2 separate regions of the Homo sapiens genome follow, and region 1 is linked to region 2. A link is a loop called in an ENCODE intact Hi-C map of the cell type or tissue named here. Cell type or tissue: PC-9. All regions are shown on one strand. Each heading gives the region's core, and the rest is flanking DNA. Links, peaks and the distances in the headings are about the cores only.

Region 1 (5,115 bases), core at 1-5,000, 1.2 Mb before region 2:
AAGTAATCCTGAAGTAATAGGGTGAAAAGCCTATAGTTTTTGTTTGTCTGAAAATGTATTTTGTGCTTGTTCTTGAAAGATGATTTCACTAACTACACTATTCAAAGTTGACAATTATTTTCCTGAAATACTTTAAAGATTTTACTCAGCTGTCAGCTGTCAGTCTAAACACCATTCCTGTGTAGGTAATCTATCTTCACTCTCTGGCTCTTTAAAGACCTGCTGCTGATCTTTGGTTTGTGACAGTTTCACAATCATGTGTAGAGGTGCCGCTTTCATTTTTATTTAGCTTGATTGGAATTTGTGTACTTCCTGAGCCTGAGTATTGTCTTTCATTAATTCTAGAAGTGTTGCAGCTTTTAATTCATTGAATATTTCCTCGCCCCTTCTCTCCTTCTAAAACTCCAAATGTGTGTGCCCGCATGTGCGTGTGTGTGGTGTGTGTGCATGTGGTGTGTGTGTGCACCTGTGGTATATGTGTGGTGTGTGCATGTGTTTGGTGTGTGTGGTGTGGTGTGTGTGTGCACACGTGTGTGTGGTGTGCGCATGGGCATATGTAATGTGTGTGTGCGTGTGTGTGCGTGTTTGCTCACAAGTTGTGCACGTCTGTGTGGTGTATGTGCGTGCATGTGTGTGTGAGCATGCGCATGTGTGGTATTTGGTGTGTGTGCATGTGTGTGCATGTGTGCGGTGTGTGCATGTGTGTATGTGTGGTGGTGTGTGTGTGCGTGTGTGTGTGGGTGTGTGCCTGTGTGTGGTTTGTGTGCATATGGTGTAGTTGTGTGGGAGTGTGTGTGGTGTGTGCATGTGTGTGTGGTGTATGTGTGTGTGGGCACATGTGTGGTATGTGTGAGTGCATATGTGTGGTGTGTGTGAAGTGTGTGTGTGGTATGTGTAATGTGTGTGTGGTGTTTGTGCATGTGTGTGTTAGTGGTGTGTGCAGGTGCGTGTGTGTGGTATTTGTGACCACGTGTGTGTGTTGTGTTGTGTGTGTGTGCTGTGTGTATGTGGTGCGTGGGGTGTGTGTGTGTTGTGTGTCTATGTGTGAATGTGTGTGGTGTGGGTGTGCATGTGTGTGGCGTGTGTTTGTGATGTGTGCGTGTGTGTGGTGTGTGCATTATGTGTAGTGTGTGTGGTGTGTGTGTGCGAGTGTGTGTGGTGTGGTTGTGTAGGGGTGTGTGTGGTGTGTGGTGTGTGTGCGTGCTGTGTGGTTGTGTGTGGTGTGTGTGGTGTGTGCGTGTGTGTGGTGTGTGTGTGGTGTGGTGCCTATGTGTGGTGTGTGCATGTGCATGACGTGTGTGTGGTGTGTGTGTGTGGTGTGGGGGGGTGTGAGGGTGTGTTTGTGCTGTGTATGGTGTGTGTGTGTGGTGTGTGTGTGTGGTGTGTGTGTGTAGTGTATGTGTGTCTATCCCATGCCCCATGTCTTGCATCCTCTTTTCTAAATTTTCTTTCTTTTTTACTCTATGCTACAATTTCTATTTAATGGGAAAATTTAATTAATTCAGTTATTACTGATATGATGTATGGACATATCTCTTGATCTTATTTTATATTTCCCAACTTGCCATCCTTGCTTGTTCCTTCCCCACTCCACCCTTTCCTGTTTTGTTTTATTAAAATTGACCAACTTTTCTTCCATTTCTTTCACCAATGGTTTGGAAATCACATACTCTTTTTAGTTTTCTAATAATTATACATAAAATTTAAACATACCTAATAAACATGTTTCTATCACTATGTAGAGTTAGCCTGCATTTATATCATTCCTCCATCCAGACAAAAACTTTGGCTGGACAAAAATGGCTTTACTTTACTTCTACTTCTCCCTGGTCCCCAGCCAAAAAACCTGACGCTTTCCCCAGAGCACCTTCGCAGTGCTCCCAGCTGCCCTCTCAAGCCACTTCCCAGGTCTGGCTGCCATTGTCAGACGCCACTGGACCGGAAATCTACCAAAACGTCAATGCCTGCTTGCACGTAAGTCCAGGATAAAGTTAATTCTAGTTAAACTAATATGAAAAGAAAACCACAAGGGGTGTTCCTGACTATATCCCTCAGTTATAGTTTCTGCCTTGAATTCTAACCCATTTGCCTGCTACCTGCCAGGGGCTCCTCCTCAGAATTTCTCTTCCACCAAGGGATTTGTGTTTTCCCAATTTATCAGACTTTTAAAGGAATCTATCTGTCTATCTATCATCTATCTATCTATCTATCTATCTATCTATCTATCTATCTATCATCTATCTATCTATCATCTATACACTTCCTGTACCCAGTCCGTCTTGATGGAGTATGTATCTTTGCGAGGGCGAACAGATTTCTCATATCCTCATCCAGAATTCCCCGAGTTCAGGACTATCACACTGTCTTGGCCATAGTCAATCTGTGTTGATTAATTTACTAAGGAGACAAAGGTTATTCTGAGAGGGCTCATTATTAGGGAAATGCTCCTGGGCTTCCTTTGATGGCGATATGATCTTAAGGAATGCGTGAGTTCTTCTGGTTGGCTTGTCCTGTGGAAGATTTGACAGATTGCTTAGATAGGCTGGAAAGCAGCATCAGTTACAGAGCCAGGGGGCAGTGTTGGCCAGCTTTACAATTTCTCAACATTCAGCCCGGTAAGAAATTTGACTAATGCTATTAGTTCCTCATCAATAGATACACATCCTCTTGGGTCCTCGCTGGTGTTTTCAGGGCTGGGGCCATGTTTCATCTCTCTTTGGGACCCACAGAAACTGGTCTCTGGGAAAGCCATGTCCAGCCCTAGCGATCAGCACCTTTGCAGACTAATTCCTCCCCTGCCTGTGGTCTCTGCTCAAAGCTGTGACTGCATCATAAACCTTCACACCTGAGTTTGAGCTGAGAGGCTGGGAAGCCCAAGAAGTTCCTGAGGCGGTAGGCAGAGATGCGATGGCAGTTTTAGTGACCTTTGCCTTCTCAGGACAGAGCAAAGGGGCCGACAGCTCAGATCTAGCCAAAGGCTGTTCCCTGGTTTCCCTCTCCCCCTTGTAGCCTCTTATCATGGAGGGATCAAGAAACCAGGTGATTGCTGCAAAACAAGCAACCGAGCAATATCTGCGTGATGACTCAAGCAGTGCACCTGGCTCCAAGACCACTCAGGGGACAGGGTGGGCTACCAGCAGGCATCAGGACCCCTGGCCCTCCATGTGTGTGGGGACTGGTTCAGGCTTCTGCTGGACGATGAAACTACAGGACAAAGCCATGAGGGCAGGTGGCCCCTGGTCTTTCAGGCACAGTGGAAACCCTGCTGCTGCCGGTGCCTCTGCCTGGGTGTGGGAGTCTGTTTCTCTGAGCACAGTGTTGAACTTGGGACTATCCCTTTTGTCCTCTGGACTATAAGCCTCCTCCTCTAAGGTCCACATTCTAGTTGTCACTCAAATTCAAACTAAAGCAAACGCCGAGTTCTAGCTGAGGATCCATTTCCTAGCTTCACCTCTCAATTTTTAGTTTTATGCAAGTCAAAATCTAAACCTTCCCAGCCAGAGCTGGCTGCCATTCTCAGAAGCTACTGGACTGGAAATCTACCAAAATGTCAATGCCTGCTTGCACTTAAGTCCAAGATAAAGTTAATTCTAGTTGAACTAACATGAAAAGAAAACCACAAAGGGTGTTCCTGTCTATATCCCTCAGACATGGGCTTGGGTGGCTATGTCTCTGCTCCAGCCCTAAAGTAGTGTGAGAAACAGCGGTTGTCCCTGGCCCAGAGTGACGGCTGATGGGGATGGGGCAGTTGTGAGACAAAGAAGACATTGAACGGAAGGAAGGAGGGCAGGAGTTCTCCAGAGCCAGAGTCCGGTGGTCCTTAGGGAAATCTGTGGAGGGCCCCACACTGGCAGAGGCTGTGATTTTGGGAAAGGAGTAGAAACTCTGGCTATTAAGTCTGGCATGTTCTTAATGGGACTCATACACCTCTTGGAATTTTAGAGCTCAAGGATTCAGAATTTGGATCTCATTGGTTCATTTTGCAGATGAGAAAACTGAGGCCTAGAGATGTCAGGGGCCTTGCCACATGGCAGGTTGGAGGCAGAACAGAGGGCAGAAGCCAGGAGGGGTTCTAGGCCTCTCCCTTGGCTCCCTGTCTAGTGCTATCTGTACACTCAGGAGCTCCATGAAGGAGGAAGCCATTTTTGATCCACACAGGAGGCAGGACAGTGGCCACAGCTCAAAGTTCTCAGAGCTTTGCCCTTGGAGTGACCCCAAGATGTCCCTGTGATCTCAGAGACTTACAGCTCTCAAATAGCACTAAAAGTGACGCCTGGCCTTGAGCGAGAGAAGGCAGTGCAGCTACCACAGTAGGGGAACCCCAGGAGAGGCAGCTTGGGAATGGGGAAGGGCATTGGCATGTGGGGGCAATTGCTGTGCCCCCCTTGGCCCTGCAGGCCTGGCAGTTAGGGACTGTTCTCCCAGGTGTAATGATTTTCATGGTGTCTTCCTTGAACACTGAGGGCTGCAAGGGGTCTTGTGGGGAAGTCTGTTCTATGGGTGGTTGATGGATGATGTCCCCAGCCGTGCATGCTCATGGATGGCTGGGGTGAGTGATTAAGAGTTACCAGGATTTGGTGCTGCTGGAATTGAGTTACCATGTCGCTCATGCTGACCAGGAGCTGCCCCACCACAGAGCCCAACTGTTCTGCCTCCTGCACCGCCCTCAGAGCATCAGAGAGCATAGCTGCCTGGCCGGGTATCCCGCAGCCCCAGGAAGGACGCCAGGCAGTTGCTGGATTGCACTCCCACTTCCCAGCTCTTCTTGCGCTTGTGGCCACCCTCTCTCGTCCTGTGCTTCGCTGTGTGTTGTTGGGTTGACCCCGCAGGGTCAGGGGCGCACTGCACTTCTGCAGGGCTTTGTGCACAGTGCCACAGTGCATGAGGCTATGGTGTGTTGCAGCCATATGGGATCCTCAAGCCCCCTGCTGAAGCAGATGTATGCGCAGACTCCACATACCTCATCCTCACCCGGAGTTCATGGGGACATCGAGAAATAGGAGCCAGAAGGGAAGGGAGCCCTGTCACCTTGTGAAGCTGCCACCATGGCAGCCCTAGAGATATAGCTGAGAAAGCTCCTCATTTTTTCTTACTCAATTTTTTTTCTCATCTCTT
Region 2 (7,829 bases), core at 1,191-6,190:
ACAAGAGATCTCTGAATTGCCAGAAAAGGAATTCAGAAGGTCAATTATTAAACCAACCAAGGGGGCACCAGAGAAAGGTGAAGTCCAACTTAAAGAAATAAAAAAAAAAAAGATGCAGCATATGAATAGAAAAATCTCCAGTGAAAATAAATAAATAAATAAAATACAATCACAACTTTTGGAAATCAAGGACACACTTAGAGAAATGCAAAATCCACTGCAAAGTCTCAGCAATAGAATCAAACGAGTAGAAGAAATAACTTCTGAGCTTGAAGACAAAGTTTTCAAATTAACTCAGTCCAACAATGACGAAGAAAAAATAATGTAAAAATAAACAAAGCCCCCAGCAAATTTGGGATTATGATAGATGACCAAACTTAAGAATAATTGGTGTTCCTGAAGAAGAAGAGAAACCTAAAAGTTTGAAAACATTTTATCCATCTTTGGGCAGTCAAGTATTCCTGGACAGTGTACCTGGGTGATCACTCACACTTCTCATCCACTCACTTATCAAGTTCACCAAAGTACCAAGAGGATCATTTTGCCCTGAACCCGCTTGGAACTGCTCGGGTGCCAGTACACGGCTTCTGGTTGCATTTCTTACCCAATTCCTTGTTCAGTGGAAGAGAATGAGCTTTGTAGCACCTGTGATACGTTTTCACTTCTACCTTATTTTACTTTCCGGGCTCTAGGCTGATGATTACATTTTCCGTCTCTCTCATTTCCTTTTTGTGCATTTTATATTTGGGGATGATTTTTCAAATTACACAAAGCAATTTTCTTTTTGTTCCTGGCAACTTCTATGAAATATTTTTCTTTTAATTATTCAAGAGAATTTCTCCATAAATTAATGTTTCTAAATAAAGACATAAAAGTTTTTCAGACTTTTCATAAAATGGTCTTAATTTCATCACTCCCACTGTCTTTGTTGAGTATACATTTTATGCTAGAAACAAAATCTGGTGCTGGAGAAATGAAAGCGAAAGAGCCAAGCCCTCCATCCTCAGTGAATGTTCGGTGTAGAATTTTGGGTGGTAGACAGGCAAGTGGAAATCAGATGAGAGAATATGGCATTGGAGAATACAGAGAAGGACACCAAACCCACAGAGAGGGCTGGGGGAGAAGGACAAGCTGCCCACATCCCTTGATTGGTTCTCACTGCCTCAGAACTTACCAGCCCACATTCCAATTCCCAGCATCCCCACAAATTTACCTGTGCAAACATTTGAGAAAGAATTATGTGAGCCTGGACAGTTCTGTGTCTGGAGAACATCAGAGTCCAGTTACCCTAGAGGCCGGGCTATGTCATGGGCAAAAGCAAGAGTGCAGCCACAGACAGCAAGATGCCAATGCTTCATGTGGCAGGGGATATGGGTTTCTAAACATTTTAGAACCAGAGAAACAAAATCTGAGGGTGGAGACCAGCAAAGCAGTGAAGACTTCACAGTGGATGTCCACATCAGACCTCTGTAGGGAAGATCCAGCAATGTGGGAGCTGAGAAATAAAGTGAGTCTTCTCTTTCATTGATTGTAGATAGTTCTGAGAAGAGAAAGCAGATTCTCACACCCTTCTATCATGTTTCAAAGCCAATTACCACCTTTTTTCTATAAAATATAGAATTAGCATGACTATGTAATCACATGAGGTTTATAAAGGGTGTGGCACAATGTCCAATGCAGAACAGCTACTGACAGACACCTGGCAGTGATGCTGAAGATGATGATGGAGATGAGAATGGTATGCTGGAGATGAAAATGGTGATGGTGATGATGGTTTTGAAGGTGATGATGATGGTATGGTGGTAATGCTGGTAATGGTAATGATGGTGATGGTGTTGATGATGATAGCGGTGCTCATGATGAGTATAATGATGGTGAGTATACTGATGGTGATGGTGGTAGTGGTGATGGTGATGTTGATGACAGCAGTAATGTTGGTATTGATAATGGTGATGTGATTGTGATAATAGTGATGATGGTGGTGGTGGTGGTGGTTATAATGGTGGTGATGATGGTAGCTCTTGTAATGATAATAGTGGTGATGGTAATAGTGGTGAAGTTGGTGATAGTGATGGTAGTAATAGTGGTGGTGGTGATGGTGATGACGGCAGAGACGGTCGTATTGATAATGATGATGATGGTGGTGATGATAGTGATGATGATGGTGATAATGGTGATGGTGGTAAAGATGGTAGTGATGGTGGGGATTATGGTGGTACTGGTTTTGATGGTGATGGTCTTGGTGGTGGCAGTAATGGTGACGGTGATGATAATAGTGATGGTGATGGTAGTGATGATTATGGTGAGGGTGGTGATGATGGTGATGACCATGATGTTGAGGTTATGGTGATGGTGATCATGGTGGTGATGGTGATGGTGATGATGCTGGTGATGATGATGGTGATCATGGGGGTGGTATCAATGGTGATAGTGGTAAAGATAATGGTGATGGTGGTAGTGATGATTGTGGGGATGGTGGAGGTGATGCTGGTGATAGTGATGGTGGTTATGGAAGTGGCAATAGTTGTGAAGATTATGGTGATATTGATGATATAGTGGTGATGGTGGTGATATGATATTTGATGTGAAAAGATAAAGCTCTTTGATGCAGAATATAAGCACGAGGCCAGAGCAGGTATCATTAAGGGTTTTCCTCTGTTTGCAGGCTCATCAGATCTGGACTCAGGTGAAACTTGTCCTCAGACACCTTGCCTTGGATGGGAAACTGTTTTTCATTAATGGATCATGTGTTCTTCTTAACCACAGCAGCAAACGTGGTTTTTCCATGGTATTCACGCCTCCAACTGACTAAGATGACCATGAAAAAGAAGGAGATGGGTAGTTTGAGAAAGGGGCAGGGAGCAAGAGAGACAGCACCAGGAAAGGGGTGAGGAGGCAGAGTGGAAGAGAAGATAGAAACCAGACTTGTCCACAGGGTGTCCACACGTTCATTGTCACCTGCCTTCAGAATGTCCCTGTCTTCTGAGAGAGTCACTTCTGGGCCTGTCTCTCCTTTCTGGAAAGATCCAGCAGGGGCCCTGGGGAGAGCTGCAGGAACAGGAGGCTGTGCCATCTACTGGCCATTGCTCTGTTCAATAAAACCCCACATGCCCAGGTAGCCCAGGGCAGCGAGGACAGAACCAAGCCGACGGGCCTCTGCAGAACCCGTACGGCACTCAGGGAGTGCTTAGTTTGCAAAACCCCTTTCTCCAAGGCAGATGCTATGACAACCCCAGGGTTACCTTCAGAGACTGCTCCCCAGGGTGAGGCTCGAGTAGAGGCACCCGAAGGGCTGGTCATCCGTGGGTGAATGCTTCCCTCTGGTGGTCACTGTGGTGAAGTGGAGCATGCAGAACCCAGAGGTTCTCTGCAACCTCATGAACTGAGCAGGAGTTACAGGGCAGGTGGCTGCAGGCACAGGAATTGCCCTGTAGCTTTGTGGTTTATCTGCCACATCTGGGCATTCTCTTTGTGATGTGTTCATCTTCACAAGTGATGTTTCAGCATATCGTCCCCTCCTTTATCATGGGGTGAGGAGGTTGCCAACTCTGCAAGCCTCTTCCCACTTAGTTCCCCTCAGACACACTCCATCTCTCAGGGCCCAAAAGCTCACCATTCCTGCCAACTCTGACACAGCTCAGGCATCATTCTCAGATACATTCAATGCCATGAATGGCAGACTTAGCTGGGCATAGTGGCACGCACCTGTAGTCCCAGCTACTCAGGAGGCTGAGGAAGAATCACTTGAACCCAGGACGCTGAGGAAGAATCACTTGAACCCAGAAGGCGGAGGTTGCAGTGAGCCAAGATCGTGCCACTGCACTGAAGCCTGGTGATAGAGTGAGACTCCATTTAAAAAAAAAAAAGGCTAATGTTTTCTTTTTCCAAATATGACTGGCAAATAGGTACTTAAAACATTTTATAATAAAAAGCCATTGTGGTGCCATATTCATAATGAAGTCCATCAGCAAAAGGAAGAAGACCCTCCCCTGCACTCTAATGAAATCTGGCCCCTCTAGGCTGGGCACAGGGGTTGACATTTTAGATCCACAGTCTGGCATGTATGATGTCCCAAGAATCTCCTGAGGACAGCTCTCGGTTCCTTCCTGAGAGGTGACCATCTGCTCATCCTCATGTCTCCTCTAGTTCAGTAATTTTCATGGCACGTGCTCAGACCAGGGCTGGAGTTCTGTTCTTTCCTCCCCACTATGCCCTCACCCCAGCCCTCAGCAAGTCCTGTCTCGCTGCCTCTCACAGACATCCTGAGTCTCCTGTGCTCCACCTCCCGACCACTGCACGGGCCCAGGTCACTGTCCTCCCTTTCCTGGGTGACTGCAATGTCCTCCTGACTGTTCTCCACCCTCCCATTCTCACCGACTAGAAGCCTGTTCCTTCCTTGAGGCCATGCCAGCCTTCTAATAACATATAAGGTGTCATGTCATAGTCCCGGTAAAACCTTTCAAAGGCTTCTCATTAGAGTTGGAATAAAGTATATTCAGCATGATGCATATGGCCTGGCAGGAACTGACATCTGCTCATCCCCAGACCCAGTCTCTGTATCTCTCCTGCCTGCTGGTCCTTGATGATCAATTCAGGAGCTTCCACAGGTTAAGATCATTTTCTCCTCAGGGTAAGTTCATGCTGCTTTTTGGCCAGAAAATCCCCACCCTTGGGTTTCTGCAGCTGGCTGCTTCTCCTCCTGCAGAGTGCAGCTCCCATGTCACATCCCCAGAGTGGTCTTTCCAGGTCACTCTTTCTAGGTTAGGATATCATTTGGCTACAAGCTGGGTAGAGGCAATACTGTATTCGTCCCATTATCTGTAAAGTGCCTATGAACAATCCCTGGACCATAGAAGACTCTGAATATACATATTGGATGAAATGCCTTTATGGACGTATCAGAGACTTTCTCAGTGGCAATGAGATAATGTCATGTGAACATCTTACCGGCAGCATCTGTGAGGTTGTGTTAACTCTACAACTATTTGTTATAACTATCATTTCAATGGCAAGAGTTAAGATGACCTTTGGATCTTTTGAAAAATGACAAAAGCTTGGGATCAAATATCAAAATGCAACTAGGGAAGGATAAGAAATCACCCTAGGGAGGGTGGCAGGAAGCACAGGGTGTCCCAGAGACAGTGTCCTGGAACCCAGCCAGCAGAGCTTCCACCAGCAACACTGTCACCCTTTCTCCAGGGCTTCTCTGTGCCGAGCAGTTCAGTAAGGACCTGGTATGCATTGTCATTTTGTTCTTCACATATCTGCAAATAGAGAAGTGTACTCTTGCTGATGAGAAAATAATTCTTGACATACAGCAGGCACACCATACCTCTCTTTTGACTGAACGCACACATGTATCCAAGGTCCTCCCTTACGGAGAAGACATCACTGGAGAGCTCCAAGATCCCAGACAGGGCTCAGCTATGATGACATCACAGTGTGGGGTCCTGTGCACTTGCATCAGACTCTGCCTTGACACTTTTTGTTGCAGGTTCCTCATCTGCAAAATATGGAAACACATTTCATAAAGATTGTTGGAGGATCCATTAATTCACTCAACTAATTCCTTACTGAACCCTGTGCTAGGGCTGGGACCACAGCATTGAGCAAGTAGACAGTGTGCCCGTGTCTAGAACACAGGAAGCACATAGAGAGGCACAGATATGGTTGATAAAAAGCTTTTACTTTCCTTCCTGGCCTGGGAGTCTCATGAATAGAGGATGCCTTGGAGTAGGGTGTGATCAAAGGTAGACAGCAGAGGAGGTAAAGTGGGACCATCTCCAGTGCATTGCTACCCTAGGAAGAATCTACAGTGTTGCTGAGCTCCTGACAATGATAACAAATACTGCAGGGCAAACTCAGAGACCCTAGAGAAGGGCAATGGGGTGCTCTAGGGGGATGCAGGAGCTGCTGAATGGGGATAAGCCAGGCTCATCATGGGACCAGTAGTGGGCAGCTGGACAGCTTTCAGACTCCTGAGGAGGGATTGATGCCTGGCCATTTGTCCAAGTACATGCATACACACAGTCACACACAAATACACACAGTTTCACACACAGAGAGAATAACACACATACACAGAGTCTCTCACACACACACATAGAATCACACACCCAATCACACACATACATGCAGTCACACACACATGGTCTTGTACAAAGGTGGATTACTATGAAGGAAACCTGCTGAATAAGTATTTTCCTGCATTGAATTTCCTTAAAAGCACAAAACTATGTTCATGGCAAAATCTGGAAGAGCTAGATGCAGACTGAAACAGATCTAAAACTGCATTTTGCAAACTGCTGCACGCAGCACAAATGCAGCTGTAAAAGTTAATGTGCGCTCCTAACTACATTTTTAAAAATTCCTTCAACAAACATTGAAATTATTTTGTATACCAAAGCCTCCTTTTGGAACTATCAATGCACATTATAATATTCATTAAAACTCATAAAATGCCTGCAGTAAGCCACCTGATTTTTTATCTTCAAACTTTAATCAATTATTCTGAAATTCCTACACTTTGATTTTTGAGGGGAATGGCTAACACCTATCAGCTACCTTCAGAAAGAGTGTCCTGTGGAAATAAATTAAGAAACATTCATCTGTAATATTGTTTCACTTTCTGTAAATTCTAGTATTGAGGAAGTTAAGTAAATATAGCCATCCATTGGTATCCATGAGGGATTGGTTCCAGGACCTCCCTCTTATACCAAAATCCATGGATACTGAAGTCCCTCATATAAAATGGTGTAACATGCATATAACCCATGCACATCCTCCTGTATACTGTAAATCATCTCTAGGTTACTCATAATTCCTCAGACAATGTAAATGCTATGTGCATACTTGTTATGCTGTATAGCTTAGGGAACAATGGCAAGATAAAAGTCTGTCCATGTTCAGTGCAGATGCATTTGTTAAAAAATATTTTTTATCTGAACTTGGTTGAATCCAAAAAGGTGGAACTCAAGGATACAGAGGCTGACTGCATGATGATGGCAATTGATGGGATCCAAGTTTTTAACTGTCAAAGAAAGCAGCCACAGCTTTGGAAAGGGAAGAACCAGAATGAATCTCACAGGGTTGGAAATGAGGTCAATATTAACTTATGGTTTATAACGTATAGACAGATAATGTAGAAATAAATATCAACATGTGAGTATGTTCAGGTGTGGATTTCGTAGCTCTGTCCCACTGAGGAGGCCTGGAACAAGGCTCCTCACCCTCCCCACTGTGGACATTTTGGGCCTAATCACTCTATCTTTGGGAGCTGTGCTGTGAAATTGCCTGATGTTTATCAGCATCCAAGACCTCTATCCCCAAAATGACAGCAGCACCTCCTCCCGAGTAGTGACAACCAAAAATGTCCCCAGACACTACCAAGTGTGCTCTGGGAAGCATATTTGGTGCCTCCTGCCACAGGTTGAGAAGCACAGACCGAGGACTCATGGCCATCCAGGAGCAATGAGCACAGGTTGCACTTGGGCCTTGCTTTCTAAATTCACCGCAGATTCTAGCCACTGATTCTAAGGTTGGCTCAGAAAAGTGAAAGATAAATCTGCAACTTCTTGTTACATCAGAAAGTAAAAATAGACTCAAATAATGATGAAAACATCTCATAAGAATGCAGGAAGCAGCTGAAGGGGTCCCCAATAGCCAACTCTGAGATAATTTTCACATTGGAATAAATAGTGCTAACAGAGTGTAACTCATTGAATAAAATAAGAAACCATGAGTCAGATAGATCTATGGAAAGATAAATGGCAAATAGGTAGGTAGGTAGACAGATAAGCAGATAGAAGAAAATAGAGATTTTCCTTATA

The links. Hi-C counts contacts between places; a loop is a spot of excess contacts. Peaks named below come from ENCODE experiments on the same cell type or tissue, not always from the same donor. Only the 100,000 strongest peaks of a DNase experiment are listed, where the experiment ranks them.
Region 1: it touches region 2 in a loop (9-fold over the local background); 1 of 110 quality-filtered maps calls a loop at or near these places.

The regions. Positions count from the first base shown.
Region 1 is chr20:25,063,380-25,068,494 of GRCh38, reverse strand. LOC124904882 (a long non-coding RNA gene) reads left to right here and starts at 1,898. Exons shown (of 2, transcript XR_007067555.1): 1 at 1,898-1,974. In PC-9, for the core only: a CTCF peak has its summit at 2,564; a DNase peak (open chromatin) is centred at 2,524.
Region 2 is chr20:23,885,378-23,893,206 of GRCh38, reverse strand. No RefSeq gene overlaps it. Among named protein-coding and RNA genes, the nearest start is that of CST5, 9.5 kb to the right of the region's middle. RefSeq lists an enhancer at 3,152-3,652. In PC-9, for the core only: CTCF peaks have their summits at 3,084 (motif pointing left) and 3,284 (motif pointing left); a DNase peak (open chromatin) is centred at 3,316.